Linked DNA regions of Homo sapiens: all the other regions are linked to region 1. The links are chromatin contacts, found by Hi-C or POLR2A ChIA-PET in ENCODE. All regions are on one chromosome and are shown on one strand. The core of a region is the stretch at or near the end of the contact, and the rest is flanking DNA. Distances in the headings are between cores, read along the strand shown. Region 1 holds the start of TRIP4 (thyroid hormone receptor interactor 4). Region 2 holds the start of MTFMT (mitochondrial methionyl-tRNA formyltransferase). Region 3 holds the start of PARP16 (poly(ADP-ribose) polymerase family member 16). Region 4 holds the start of USP3 (ubiquitin specific peptidase 3).

Region 1 (3,595 bases), core at 133-2,632:
CAAGGAATCAAATGAAGGAACACTTTCAGTTCTTCGATCAAGTCCCATTTTTGTAGTTTTCTCCCCTGCCTGAACACTTTGGACCGCCACCTCTGTCTATTCCTTAGTTCTCGGGTGAAAGTTATCCTTTCCAATAAACCTTCCGAGTTTTTCAAATCTTAATGAGAATCCTTTATTTTGTGCTCCAACAAGCCCCTTCATTTCCCCAACCTCAGCACTCATCAACGAAGGGGAACCCAACTGTCTTGTCTTTGTTACCCCAGCACCTGGCGTGTAACAGCAGCGCAACAAATGTTCTTCAATCAGTTGAAAGTAGATATTAAGTCATGTACACCATCTCCATTTCATAGGAGTCATAAAGCATGATAAGCTCTACTAATGATTAATCTTATAAATGAAGAAACCAGGGTACAGAGAGAAAAATTAAGTTGTCCTGGGTTCTAAAACAGGTAAACGACAACAGAATATAGAACCTGAGACTCCAGAGTCAGAAGCTATTTGTACTCTACCACGCTGCTTCCACTTAAATTCTAGGTCCTATTGACACAGCTGACCCTGTTGGCTCTACTGACACAACTCAGATTGGGCCGACTAAAATGTTCAGAGTATATCTGGGTGCGGTGGCTCATGCCTGTAATCCCAGCACTTTGGGAGGTCGAGGCGGGCGGATCACTTGAGATCAGGAGCTGGAGACTAGCCTGGCCAACATGGTGAAACACTGACTCTACTAAAAATTTTTAAAAATTAGCCGGGTGTGGTGGTGCGTGCCTGTAATCCCAGCTACTTGGGAGGCTCAGGCAGGTGAATCACCTGAACCCGGAAGGCGGAGGTTGCAGTGAGCCAAGATCGCGCCACCGCACGCCAGCCTGGGCGACAGAGACTCCGTCTCAATAATAACAACAATAATAATAAATAAATAAAAGAGTAAGGGGTTCAAAGTTAGGAAATACAGTTTGACCTGCCCCTTCTCTCTAGAAAGGAAACTGGCTCCTGGGACAGCCTTGCATTTCTAATTATTACAGATTGGGCGTCTTCCCAGGAAAAAAGCCCGACCGGCAGACTGTGGAGCCGGACACCCTATTCCAGAAACTAAACTACAAAGGTGGAGGCCAAAATTCGACGCCTACAGACTACAGACTGCAGCCCCTTTATCACATTTCTCTCTTAACTTTTCAGTCCTCCCCGCTTCCCGGTTCGCTCAGGCAGTGCACATCCCAGAGCTCCTTCCCCGCTTGGACCCGAACTGTTCTCACTGAATGATCTCCTCGCTGACATCCAGGCCGAAAGTCTTCCGCAACTGCTGGGTGCACCAGTGCACCAGCGGCTCCCCGGACACCGCCCCAGCCACCGCCATCTTCCCCAGCCGGAACCAGCTGAGCTGCAAAAGCCCCACGTCCTGCACCGGACTAGTTCCCTTCGCAACACCAACCTCTCTCACGCGGGTTCCGCCAGCTTGCACCGCCCCGCAAGGTCGCACCGCCTCCAGTGCAGATCCCGCCCATCTGTGCGCCTCCTGCTTCTTCCTGCTTTGTTGTCTACTTCCTTGTGCCCTCCGGAGTCGAGCTCTGTCAGTGCATGATTCTTGCCAATCGCTAAACGTAGGACTCGAGGAAGGCCATTGGCAATTCTGCTAAGAAGACAGTGCAAGTGCCTATAAAAACGACAGTTTAGGGGGAAAACAAACCAATACCCGGAAAGCTGAGAGGCCAGCTTTTTAATCGTCATGGTTTTATGTAAAATAAAACAGCACGTGGAAGGTATTGTAAGCGCTGTAAGTTTTTGCTCTGGTGGTGGTTTTAATTTTTTAATTAATTAATTAATTTATTTATTTATTTTGAGACGGAGTCTCGCACTGTCGCCCAGGCTTGAGTGCAGTGGCATGATCTCGGCTCACTGCAAGCTCCGCCTCCCGGGTTCATGCCATTCTCCTGCCTCAGCCTCCCAAGTAGCTGGGACTACAGGCACCCGCCACCACGCCCGGCTAATTTTTTTTGTATTTTTAGTAGCGACGCGGTTTCACGTGTTAACCGGGATGGAGTGTTTATTTTTAATACCCCCTGTAGTCGACTACTAGATTCACACCGCTAAAACTTCTATTTTATTTTTTGAGCCATGTATTTTCCAGGAGAGCCAAGACAACTCAGCAAGCTCGAGGGTAAAAAACAGTAAAACAGGAGTTGGAATTTGGCTTTGAGGACTTTCCACATGAGTTCTCAACCAAAAATGACAGTATTTAAGGGCTGTCTGCAATTCCCTACCCCGCTAAGACAATGGGCTGGGGAAAATTTAGCCAAACTTTTCTGGAGATCATAATGTCTTCCCATTCATTTCTGGCTTTTTGTTGCATTTGCAGGTTAAAAGTTCTTCATTTCTACTAGCCTGTTTAGACTAAGTGGTCACATTAAATTGGCAGCTGTTTTACCTTTTTGCTAGTGTTTTCATTGGCATAAATATTATAATTAAAATCATGAGTGTATTGGCCGGGCGCAGTGTCTCATGCCTGTAATCCCAGCGCTTTGGGAGGCCGAGGCGGGAGGATCACCCGAGCGCACACGGAGACACACACACAAACACACACACACACACACACACACACACTGGGCGTGGTGGCTCATGCCTGTAATGCCAGCACTTTGGGAATCAGAGGCAAGAGGATCACTTGAGCCCAGGAGTTCCGGACCAGTCTGGGCAGCATAAGGAGAATCCTCATCTCTACAAAAATGAAAAAAATTAGCCTGGCATGGTGGCACATGCCTGTAGTCTCAGCTACTTGAAAGGCTGAGGTGGGAGGATCACTTGGGCCTGGAAGGTCAAGCTTGAAGTGAGCCCTGATTGCACTACTGCACTCCAGCCTGGGCGACAGAGCAAGGCCTTTTTACAAAAACAAAACAAAACCTCATAAGTGTATTGATTTACATTCCATTTAGATTGTCGTAGATATCATTAATTTGGAAAGCAGATGATTTTCCAGGGTTTTTTTTTTTAAGAAAAAGTCAAAATACTCTGTGAATGTTTATTAATTGTGGGTACAAGTTTTGTTTCTTTGTAAAACTCCACTACATTTAATAATAATTGTAAGGTATCAAAGTCATTTACCTGTTTATTTATTCAGTCCCTGTGTTAGGGTTCTCCAGAGACAGAACCAATAGGATAGATAACAGATAGATATAGATACAGATCTATGAGGAGATTTATTAGGGAATTGGCTCAGGAAATTATGGAGACTGAAAAGACCCATGACAGGCCATCTGCAAGCAGGAGACCCTGGAATGCTGGTAGCTGGCTCAGTCCAAGTTGTGAAATCTTCAAGTCTCAAGGTGGAGGGCCTGGAGTTCTGATGTCTGGGAGCAGAAGTCTGAGAAGAGTGTCTCAGCTCCAGAAGGAAGAAATATTTTTTCTCACCTTTTTTGTTCTGGGTCCTTGGTTAATTGGATGGTGCCCGCTCACATTGAGAGCAGATCTGCCCCACTCAGTCCACTGACTCACATGCCAGTCTCCTTTGGAAATACCCTCAAAGGCACCCAGAAGCAATGCTTTACAAGTTATCTAGGTATTTCTTTTTCTTTTTCTTTTTTTTTTCTTTTTCTTTTTTTGA
Region 2 (3,607 bases), core at 174-2,673, 640 kb before region 1:
CTGTAATCCTAGCACTTTGGGGGGCCAAGGCAGGCAGATCACCTGAGGTCAGGAGTTCAAGACCAGCCTGGTCAACATAGTGAATCCCATCTCTACTAAAAATACAAAAATTAGCTAGGTGTAGTGGCGCATGTCCCAGCTACTTGGGAGGCTGAGGCAGGAGAATCGCCTGAACCTGGGAAGCAGCGGTTGCAGTGAGCCAAGATCGCCCGCCACTGCCCTCCAGCCTGAAAAACAGAGCGAGACTCCATCTCAAAAAAAAAAAAAAAAAAAAAAAAAATGGTGGTGAGAATAAGATTAGAACAAAATTCGGTTTCAGTCTCTGCTCAGATCCTGTTTCATGGATGTCTGACTCCACTCAAGGAGGCTTTGGGGATACAGAATCTAAGCACTAACGGTCCTCGGAGGTCTTCTGGGGATAAGGTTCCCTGTCCATTTCCCTAGGAATCACCTCTATGGTATCCTTCTGTGTGCAAAGGAACCCACAGGGGAGGAGTAAAGATGGAGCCTTCGATTCAAGAAAGTAACTGCAGACAAGTAACTAAGGCTCAGTTTCCTCAGGTGCAAAATGTGGGTAATTGACTTGCCTAATACATAGGATCGCTGAGAAGGCCCAACGGCTAGGATTACAAGCGTTGGAATTACAAGAGTCCCACCTCTGCTCTGTCCTTTACTAGCTGTGTGGACCTTATACACTGGTAAGTCCTTAATTTCACGGAGCTTCAGTTTCTCTTCAGTAACATATTTGTAATAGTATCTACCTCCTAAGGTTGATCTGATGATTAACCAGAATAATGAATATAAAATGCTTAGCAAAAACGTGGCACGGAGTGAAGTACTCAGCAAATATTGGTTATAATGGTTGAGGAAATGACATGCACTATATACATGAGGTTTCATTGTCTGAAAACATGCACGATTTGTTACCAAAAGACTTATCCTGGGCCGGCGCAGTGGCTCACGCCTGTAACCCCAGCACTTGGGGAGGCCAAGGCAGGAGGATTGCTTGAGACCTGGGCAACATAGTGAGATACTCTCTCTACAAAAAATCAGCCCAGCATGGTGATGTGTGCCTGTACCCCAGCTACTCCGGAGGCTGAGGTGGGAGGATCCCTTGAGCCCAGGAGCAGTGAGGTTGCAGTAAGCAGAGATCGCGCCACAGCACTCCAGCCTGCGCGACAGAGCAAGACCCTTTCTGAAATAAATAAATAAATAAATAAATAAATAAATAAAGCGATTTTAAAAAGAAAAGAAAGACTTATTCTGGAGGATTGGCTACATAGTGCAAATAAACAGAACAAAAATCTAGGGCCGCTGTAGCGGGCAAATTCGTTCACCAACTCCAACCAGACCCCGCCTCCAAGCAGGCAAGCCCCGCCCTCCCCAGGCTGCACCCTTGTCCCCGCCCCGATGCGCCTGCGCAGGGCCGGCCGCCGGCGGCCGAGGCGATGAGGGTGTTGGTGCGGCGCTGTTGGGGTCCTCCGCTGGCTCATGGCGCCAGGCGTGGGAGGCCGAGTCCCCAGTGGCGAGCACTGGCCCGACTCGGCTGGGAGGACTGCCGGGACTCCAGAGTCCGCGAGAAGCCTCCCTGGCGGGTGCTCTTCTTCGGCACGGACCAGTTCGCCCGCGAGGCGCTGCGGGCGCTGCACGCCGCCAGGTACCCGGGCCAGGGATCCGGGGACCCGGCCGCTGAAGGCCTCCAGGCCGCGCCCGGGCGGCCGGCCCCGAGGGTTTTGGACTTCTGGTTGCGGAAAGCATGGGCGGCAGAGCGGTGTGGGCCCAGATCTCGGCGTCTTCTGGCTCCCAGAAGGTGCGCCATTCCCGCCGGTCAGCCTTTGGGCGCCTAGTACCTGCGGTCTGCGCCCCTCACTCCCCGCCGCCTCTGTGGGTTCTCCAGGCGCCCTGCCACCCACGCTGTGCCGAGCTGGGGCTGGGCGCTCTGCCTGCATCCCCCGGGCCAGTCCCACGGCCTCCCTGCCCGTTTTGAGTGTGGGGAATCCGTGGCTCAGAGAGGTTATGCGATTGCCCAAGGTCATCAGCCGAGGTGGTTCGGACTAAAACCAGGTCCCACTTCAAAGTTCCCTGCTTTGCAGTTCCTCCTGACCCCCATCCTTCGGCACACCCGTGTCTCGCTCTTTTGCTCCCCCTGTGCTCCTTGTATACAAGGACATAGTCCAAAAACGACCTGTTTTCAAAAGAATAAATTTATAAATCAGAACTGTTAGGTATACATTTAGTATTCATAATATTTAACAAGTTTTGTTTACTGGGAAAGAAAATTATTTGAAATCCAACCAGTCCTGAGAGTCCATGGTATGTGGTGGCAATACCGTATATACTTCTCTGCCTCTTTTTCCCAATTAATGTTTTTTATTTCCCCATTCTGTTTTTTTCTGACGCAGTCCTCCTTCCACTTTTTTTGGTCATCTCCATCTCCTTTTCCCTACAGATACTTCACAGCAGCCCCTCATGTATTGAATCCTTCGTCAATCCCCTGTGTGGTTTTCCTTCCTCCACACACCCCTCTGTGCACACACCCGGAAGGAAACCCCATGTTCCCTTTGCACACCCTTCATGGGCTGCTGTTGTCACATGCGTCTCTCACTGCATTTATACATTTATACCAACACTTTTTTTGTTTGTTTCTGAGGCGAGGTCTCGCGCTGTCCCCCAGGCTGGAGTGCAGTGGCCGGCTCATAGCTCACTGCAGCCTCGACCTCAAAGATCAAGCAATCATCCCATCTCAGCTTCCAGAGTAGCTAGGACTACGGGCGTGCACCACCACGCCTGATTTTTAAATTTTTTGTAGAGGCGGGTTTTCACCATGTTGCCCAGGCTTATCTCAAACTCCTGGGATCAAGTGATCCTCTCACCTTGGCCTCCCAAAGTGCTGAGATTACAGGCCTGAGCCATCATTCCTGGCCTATCCTGATACTTCTGATGATGCTTCACTTGGCAGCTCCATTACTCCTGTGCTTTCTTTATAGTGCCCCAGGACATACTCCTCATAACTCCTCAACGTGTACATACAATACCTGTTTAATAAATGTACCCCCCTGGGTACTAGAATGCTATGCAGCAGGTAGAAAGGATGAGGTAGTGCTACAGGTACTGCCATGGAATGATAGCCATGTTATGTATTTTTGTTTGTTTTTTAAAAAGTAGTGTTTGAATGGCATCATGGTTATGGTAAAAAAGTTCCATGGATTCAAAGGATATACAGTGAAAAGTTACTTCCTTCCACCTCTGTTTAGCAGTTCCCAGTTCCTTTATCCAGAGACAGCCACTGTTTTCAGTTCCTTCTAGAAATGTTCAGTGAATATACAAATATACGTATATTTAACCCATTTTTCAAAAAGACACATAATAGCATATATAGCATTGTTAAAAGGAAAAAAAATGCAAAGCAGTATGTAATATCCCAGTTGTGTAAAGTATCCATACTGTATATGTTTCTGTATGCACAGGAAATCCCTAGAATGATACTGTTCAAACAGTAGCCACTAGCCACGTGTCACTCTTTACATTTTAAATAATTAAAATTAAATAAAAAATGAAAACTGAGGCTGGGCACGGTGTTCACGCCTGTAATCCCAGCACTTTGGGA
Region 3 (3,190 bases), core at 177-2,676, 900 kb before region 1:
TTCTGCATGAGCTAAGTCATGAGAATGCTGGCCATCAGAGGCCCTTCCACACCACCCTGTGATGTGAATATTATCACTATGATTCTCATATCATATGTGACAAATATCTTCAGATAAGCAAATTTTATATATCCACCCAACAAACAATTCTTGAGGCCAAGGAGGTATCAGAGGGTGGCTTTTGTCTAAGGGCCTGCAATGAAGAAGAGGTGGAATGAGAGATGGTTCCCTGGTCTCCTGACCCACTCCAAGCTCTCCCTTCCTGGGGTCTGAGCTTCAGAAGCCACCTTAGAGTTCCTGGGTCCTATGAGAACCCCCATGGCTTTTGAAGCACTAGGGGCCTTGTGGTTCTAGGCCTCAGAGCAAACAGATTTGATGTGGGCTCCTGGGAGCAGCCCCCAACCTTTACCTGGCAAAAGAAGATGGGAAGCTCTGTGGTGTCTGGGGGACCAGTCTTCGCCCTACCTCCCGAAGTCATAGATGCAATCCAATGGCATGGGACCACCTCTCCTCTGAGTCCAGGGCCCAGCACAGCCTGGATGCAGAAGGAGAAGTTTCTTCCTCAGAAGATCCTGCAGGGTAGGAGTGTGTGCGGTGTGTTGGTTTAAGCACAATGGTCTGTGTTTAGATTTGCATGTGACCATGAGGTCACACTTTGGGGTTTTCTCTAATGAAGGTTCTGAGTAGGGAGAGGGGATGGGAGTCTAGTCCTTACCCTCCAGCAGAGTTAAGTCAATGCCCCTCTGCTCTCCCCCAAGCTCCCTGTCAGAGAGGTCTCCCAAGGAGGATCTTGGGGCATTTGAGGCCAGAGACTTAAGCAATTCAGAGAATTCTGGAGGCTGAAAAGCAGAGGAAAAGTCTTTTGGTTTTCCAAAGATCTCGGTGTGAATCCTAGATTTACCCATCTGGCTGTGGGATCTTGGGCAAGCATTGCAGCACTCTAAGCCTCAGTTTCCCTGGGTGTTAAATGGCTCCTTCTGTGCAGTTTTGGAGGGAAAAGATTCAAGAGAGACAATAGGTAGCATTAATACCCCAAGGAAGAGAGGTAGGCTCAGTCCGCAGAGCTGGGACAAAGACAAGTACAGGGGCGGGTCGAGAGGGTGCCCACATCAATTTCTACCAGGGCTGCTGCTGCTGTGAGGATGGCTGGCAGGGGCGTGGGCGACGTCGCCCGGCACACACTGGCGGCGGCAACTCTCGTAGCTGCGGGTGATCGGGGTCTGGGAGGGGCGGGCACAACCCGTACGGTGGAGCTGGCTGGGGCGCGAAGGGGCGGGCCCTCGGCTGGGCCGGGCGGAGCGCGGCGGCGGGAGGGGAGGTAGGCCGGGCAAGGCAAGCGGACGTGAGCTGCAGGCGGAAGACAGGTGGCGCCGCGGGCAGCTTGGCGAGAGGCGGGACTTCGGCGGCGCGGCGGGAGGCGGGGCAGGAAGGCGCGCGCGGCGCAGCAGCCTCGCCCGTCGCGGAGAGTGGGCTCTGCCCGCCGTCCCCCGGGGGCTGCTTCCCGCCCCAGGCCTCCGCGGAGGACACGTGTCAGCACGTTCCCGCGGTTGTCATTCCATTGTCATAGCCCTTCCCCTAGGCCGGGAACCCCTCCCCCCCACCAGCCCCAGTTCCTTTATCCCTGGGCCCAACCTCCCCGCCGACCCGCGGTCCAGGCCTCGGTCTCTCTCTTCGGCGGCGAGCCGCGGCCCAGACCCCGGCAGAGGACACTTGTCGGCACGTTCTCACCCCTGTCATCTCAGCCCCCTGCCTAGCTCCACCCCAGGCTTGGGAACCCGGCCCCTGACGGCCCATTGTCCGCGGGCCCAGCCCCCGCGCTGAACGCACGCTCGCCCTTGCCCCTAACCAGCGCGTCTACCCCGGCAACGCGCAGTGACCTGGGATGCAGCCCTCAGGCTGGGCGGCCGCCAGGGAGGCGGCGGGCCGCGACATGCTGGCCGCCGACCTCCGGTGCAGCCTCTTCGCCTCGGCCCTGCAGAGCTACAAGCGCGACTCGGTGCTGCGGCCCTTCCCCGCGTCCTACGCCCGCGGCGACTGTAAGGACTTTGAAGCCCTGGTGAGTGTGCTTTGTCCTGGCGCTGCCCACTGCGTCCTGGACCAAGTGCCCTGTGGAACCACAGGTAGAGGCAGTTCCATCCGCATTAGTAAACATGACAGCCGCCAGACTTTCCATTCCCAGCTTGGTCTTGCCTTGCCTTGGGGAAGGTTTCCATGAGCTAAGAACACTGCTAACACCCTCATGTCAACGCTCACTCCCAAGGCACTTGGTGGCTGCTTCTCTCCTGTCAATGACAAATGACTCCGAGGACTGAAGTGAGGAATAGTTGCATAGTCCTCCACAGATTTTCTAGCCTGGCCAGGAATAGGGTTGATGTGAATCAGCTGTTTTGCTTAGCTAGAAAGTTATCCATCCTTTTGCAAATAATTAGACACCAAAAAGTCACCAAAGCCGCCCAGACATTGGTCTTCAGATGAGGTGATCTATGGGCAGTACTTTTATAAACTGTAACATCCAGTACATATGTAAGCTGTTATTTCTCTGATTCACCAGGCACTTTTTTTGCAGAGTTCACCTCTGGGTCAGCATTCAAGATATCAGTTATCCTTATAATCCAAATGTTTGGAATTGCCTAGAAAAATATAACTTACCAAAATCGATTCAATAAAAAGCAGAAAATTGAAATCGCCAATAGCTGATATTCATTAAAGACACTGAACTCCATGTATCTTTGGGACCTGTCAAGTGTGGCAGTCTCCCTTCCTTGCCATGGAAGAGCATATTCTTGTTTACCAGCAAAGCTGTCACCATTTAATTGGTATCAGATTCTGACTTGCACAAGTAACATTCTTCACTGTTAAAAACTTGGAGGGGCCAGGCTCGGTGGCTCATGCTTGTAATCCCAGCACTTTGGGAGGCCAAGGCGGGCAGATTACCTGAGGTTGGGAGTTCAAGACCAACCTGACCAACATGGAGAAATCCCGTCTCTATTAAAAATACAAAAAGTTAGCCGGGCGTGGTGGCGCATGCCTGTAATCCCAGCTACTCTGGAAGCTGAGACAGGAGAATCGCTTGAACCCGGGAGGCGGACGTTGTGGTGAGCCGAGATTGCGCCATTGCAGTCCAGCCTGGGCAACAAGAATGAAACTCCATTAAAAAAAAAAAAAAAACCTGGAGGGTGCCAGGTTATTG
Region 4 (3,480 bases), core at 1-2,500, 880 kb after region 1:
TTTCTGAAGTGCACAATTCGAATTGTACGCTATTAATATAACCCAAGATACCAGTGACCATCTCAAAGCTAATAAACAAAGACTAGCGGTGGCACCAGGGCCCTACCAGGAAGTAAGCAAAGCCGTGTGGCCGGTGCGATCCTAAGAAGTCGCTTAGAGCAGACAATGAGAGGGCACTGGGGCTTCCAAGGGGGCCAGCAGGAGTTAAAACGCTTAAGCTACTCAAAAGCCTTATATAAATCTAATAAGTGTTTCACAACACAGGAACTGGGAATCCCAACGCATTTTCGGACAACCCAAAAGGTCTGAAAAACAAACTCGAGCAGTCCCCTCCAAAGCAGCTGTTGGCTCAGCCTCCGAGCTTCTCAGCCCGCAGCCTGTTTTCAAACTTCACCATCCCTGACGGATGAAAGACCCCGACCTCCGCCGCCCGAGCTCCCAGCGCCTCTCGGGGTTTCGAGGTGCCCGAGCCTGCGGAGAAGGGAAAGGAAACCCGGGCCGGGTTCGGCGGAGGAGAGGAGCCCCGCGCGCCCCGCAGCCCAGACAAAGCTGCGCCCGGAGAGCGGCGCTCTTCCCGCCCTGTCTGCGGAGAAGCGCGGCGCGGGCCCCGCCACACGTGCGGCCGCCCCTCGGGGGCCGGACACCCGCCCCACAGGCGACCCCGCAACACGGACGGGCACAGCCCCCGGCCACGGCAGGGCGGGGCAAGGGCGCACGCAGCTGGCCAGGGTCCCCGCCTGCCGCTGCCCCCACGCGCTCGAGGCCTCCGCGGACTCCCGCCCCTCGCGGCCCTCTCCTTCGCTGGCCCGGCCGTCGGGCCTCGGGAAACAAAGGAGCCGCCGCCGCTCCCGCACGCGCCCGCCTCATCGCGTACCCTCCCCAGCCCGCCGGGCCCGGCTCGCCCTCGCCCCTCCCCGAGTCCGCGCGCCGGCCGCCTGCGGCCCCTAGACGGCAGGCCCGGCAGAGCCGCGGCCTCGGGTGCGCTGCGGGGCCGGCCCGTGGCCGCACTCACCGCTGCAGCACCAGGACGACGGGGAGCCGTTGGGGAACTTGGCTGAGTCCGGAGCAATGCAGACGCTGGAGCTCAGGTGTGGACACTCCATGGCCACGAGGAGGGCAGCTGGGAGGACTGCGGCTCCAGGACCCGGCGAGGTGGGGGCGGAGGAACTCCGGAGGCTCCGTCTGGTGTCGCTTCTAGCCGGGCGCTCGGCCGACGGCGGCTGCGTCTCGAGCCCTTGCGTCAAAGAAAGCACGGGCTTCCGGACGCCGGGTTTTCTCGCCCGCCGTCTCCCGGCGCCCCGCTCCGTAGAACGTGTAACTCCGAGATCCGGGTTCTGCAGCCACCCCTAGACTGGAGGCTTCCGCCTTTCCAGGCCGGCCCCTCCCCGCCCCGCCCCCGGGTCCGCCCCCGCCCAGCCCGCGGGGTGGGGTCCCGGCGAGCTCCAGCTGGTGGCGCAGAGTCCGGCTGTGTTCCGAAGTGACTTTCCTAGTCACGCCGCTTCCCCGGCCCCGGGAAGGGTGGGGCGCCGAGCAGGGCACCCCGGGCCGTCCGCGGCGTTTCCTGCGGTGGGCGGAGGATACTGAACCTATGTGGTGCGGACTACTCGGTGGCTTCGTGGTAAAAATCCGGCCGCTCCGCAAAGTGTAAAGAAGAACTTTAAAACCTCTCGGGCAGACAGGCACCGTGGCCCTCATTTTATACACGAAGAAACAAGCTGGGGAGGCCAAGGGCCTGGCCCCGGGGGAGGCGGGCAGCGGGTTTCATGGGTGCCAGGGCAGTCCCGCCCGACTTAGCGTTAGGCTCCTTGCGGCAGGTGCGATCCGTAGCCCTTTCTAGGTTCTGAACACGTGGCGTTAGCCAGCCACCTAGATGCTGCGTGGGTGGGCCCGCAGGGGCGCCCATGAACCCACGTTCAAATCCTGTCACTGTGACTCACCATCTGCGTTACCTCCAGCACATCGTAGGACTTTCAAGCCAGGAAGTTCAAGTGAGATAAACGTAGCCTGGGATTGCTGGGCAAGCTAAACTCCCCATTACCAGGCGATAAGAAGGGAAGGGATCTAGCATTTGTTAGATACCTAAGGTCTCCCAGCCAGGCACTTCCCATACCGCATTTAAGCCTCGCAACACCCTACCAGCTGTTACCATCCCCTTTTTACCGCAGGGGGAAACCGAGTCTGTAACTTGTTGATCTGTATGGAGATTGGATCCCTGACCCTCTGACCTCTTTTTAGTGAGGGATTAGAGAAGAGGGCAAGCCTCAAGGGGCCGCTTGGGCCGGCATACCCTGGATCGAGCCTGCGATCTCACTGGGGCACTTGAGGACGTCCGGGGCTATTACAAATATTGCTTCCAAGTTGGGGCTCCTTGTAAAACCCGGCGAAGGAGCCTCGGGGCCAGAAGGCGAGCAGGAGGAGGGGGAAGACTGATGTGGCAATCCTGCGGCCAGAGCGAGAGGAGGAAGGAAGGTCAGGAAATGATTAACCGGGCCGGGCAGTGGTTAGAGCCGGGCACCTCCCCGCAATGCAGTCCTAGAGCAGCCAGGGACGCCCCGTCAATCACTTCTTACTCCTCCCTACCTCCCACGCCACAAGTCGGCCTCTTCCGCATAGACCTCTGCCTAATGGTATCCACCCACCGGGGGCACCTCTGCTCATCCTTTCCCCAGAAGTATTTCTGGGTCCTCAAAGATCTGTCCTTTTCCAAGTGGTATTTGCTGTTAGAGCAAGCCTCGGCCTGGGATTTTTATGGCAGTGATGCGTTGTGGAAAGTGCGTCTGCCTAGGAAGGCAGGCCGGCATGCTTTCAAATCTTAGCTCTGCTGCCTACTTGACGGCCAGGCTTAGCAAGCGTCTCTAGCCGTTCCAAGCCTTTTCTAGATCTGTAAAACTGGAAGAAGAATACTTGTCTCGCAAGGAACATGTGAGAATTCATGAAAATTGCCACCACATACTAGGTGGCCAATAAATTATAACTTTGTATTTGTTTTTACTGACACTAGATGAGAGCTGCTTCCCTGGGAAGCGGGAGGAGGAGAAACAATAATATCTGCCCTTGGCTCAAGTTCTTCCACCCATCTCTCCATGTCAACCTATTTGTCTTTAAGGCCTTGCTCCACCAACCTTCTGTTTCCTCCGGACACCCACCCCCACTTAGCATCCATAACCCCTTGTTCGGCCCTGGAGCATGACCTCACTCAGGCCATGCTTCATACTGGTATGTAATATTTCTTCACCCTCTCAGAGACTCCGTTTCCTAATCCCCTAGACTTCAGTTTAAACATCACTTCCTGAGGGAGTCTTTCCCGACCCTTTCCCACCCGCAGGGTACCTCCCAGTGTGTGATGTCCTTGTCTGCCCCAACACCGGCTTTTAAAAACACTTAAAACAAAAAACAAAACAAAAAAAAAAACAGTGTCTCCTATATTGCCCAGGCTGGTCTCGAAATCCTGGGCTCAAGAGATCCTCCCGCCTAGGCCTC

What was found. Hi-C counts contacts between places; a loop is a spot of excess contacts on that map. ChIA-PET counts read pairs that join two places held with the same protein, here RNA polymerase II (POLR2A). Pooled maps may share reads with other maps.
Region 2: a loop to region 1 is called in a pooled map, with 5 times the contacts of the local background. The contact joins the promoter of MTFMT here to the promoter of TRIP4 in region 1. A Hi-C loop is called at or near these places in 5 of 50 pooled maps. POLR2A ChIA-PET finds 5 or more read pairs at or near these places in 4 of 52 experiments (HEK293, K562 and activated T-cell).
Region 3: a loop to region 1 is called in a map of CD8-positive, alpha-beta T cell, with 3 times the contacts of the local background. The contact joins the promoter of PARP16 here to the promoter of TRIP4 in region 1. A Hi-C loop is called at or near these places in 1 of 168 maps with a recorded cell type or tissue (CD8-positive, alpha-beta T cell), 1 of 37 single-sample maps with no recorded cell type and 9 of 50 pooled maps. POLR2A ChIA-PET finds 5 or more read pairs at or near these places in 3 of 52 experiments (CD4-positive, alpha-beta T cell, CD8-positive, alpha-beta memory T cell and activated T-cell).
Region 4: a pooled map shows a loop between it and region 1 (6-fold over the local background). The contact joins the promoter of USP3 here to the promoter of TRIP4 in region 1. A Hi-C loop is called at or near these places in 3 of 37 single-sample maps with no recorded cell type and 8 of 50 pooled maps. POLR2A ChIA-PET finds 5 or more read pairs at or near these places in 1 of 52 experiments (CD8-positive, alpha-beta memory T cell).

Annotation. Positions count from the first base shown.
Region 1 is chr15:64,385,623-64,389,217 of GRCh38, reverse strand. It overlaps TRIP4 (thyroid hormone receptor interactor 4), which reads right to left and starts at 1,382. Exons shown (of 13, transcript NM_016213.5): 1 at 1,254-1,382. The coding sequence starts at 1,354. It also overlaps a transcript of PCLAF not described here. RefSeq lists enhancers at 666-1,166, 1,096-1,585, 1,167-1,667.
Region 2 is chr15:65,027,455-65,031,061 of GRCh38, reverse strand. It overlaps MTFMT (mitochondrial methionyl-tRNA formyltransferase), which reads left to right and starts at 1,423. Exons shown (of 9, transcript NM_139242.4): 1 at 1,423-1,657. The coding sequence starts at 1,449. RefSeq lists silencers at 1,271-1,460, 1,711-2,010.
Region 3 is chr15:65,285,119-65,288,308 of GRCh38, reverse strand. PARP16 (poly(ADP-ribose) polymerase family member 16) reads left to right here and starts at 1,426. Exons shown (of 6, transcript NM_001316943.2): 1 at 1,426-2,056. The coding sequence starts at 1,883. SNORA24B (small nucleolar RNA, H/ACA box 24B) reads left to right here and starts at 2,718; the gene lies at 2,718-2,848. RefSeq lists an enhancer at 982-1,031 and a silencer at 1,182-1,741.
Region 4 is chr15:63,502,363-63,505,842 of GRCh38, reverse strand. It overlaps USP3 (ubiquitin specific peptidase 3), which reads right to left and starts at 1,250. Exons shown (of 15, transcript NM_006537.4): 1 at 1,013-1,250. The coding sequence starts at 1,103. RefSeq lists silencers at 439-518, 589-788, 859-968, 1,319-1,658 and enhancers at 1,384-2,176, 2,649-2,698, 2,177-2,970.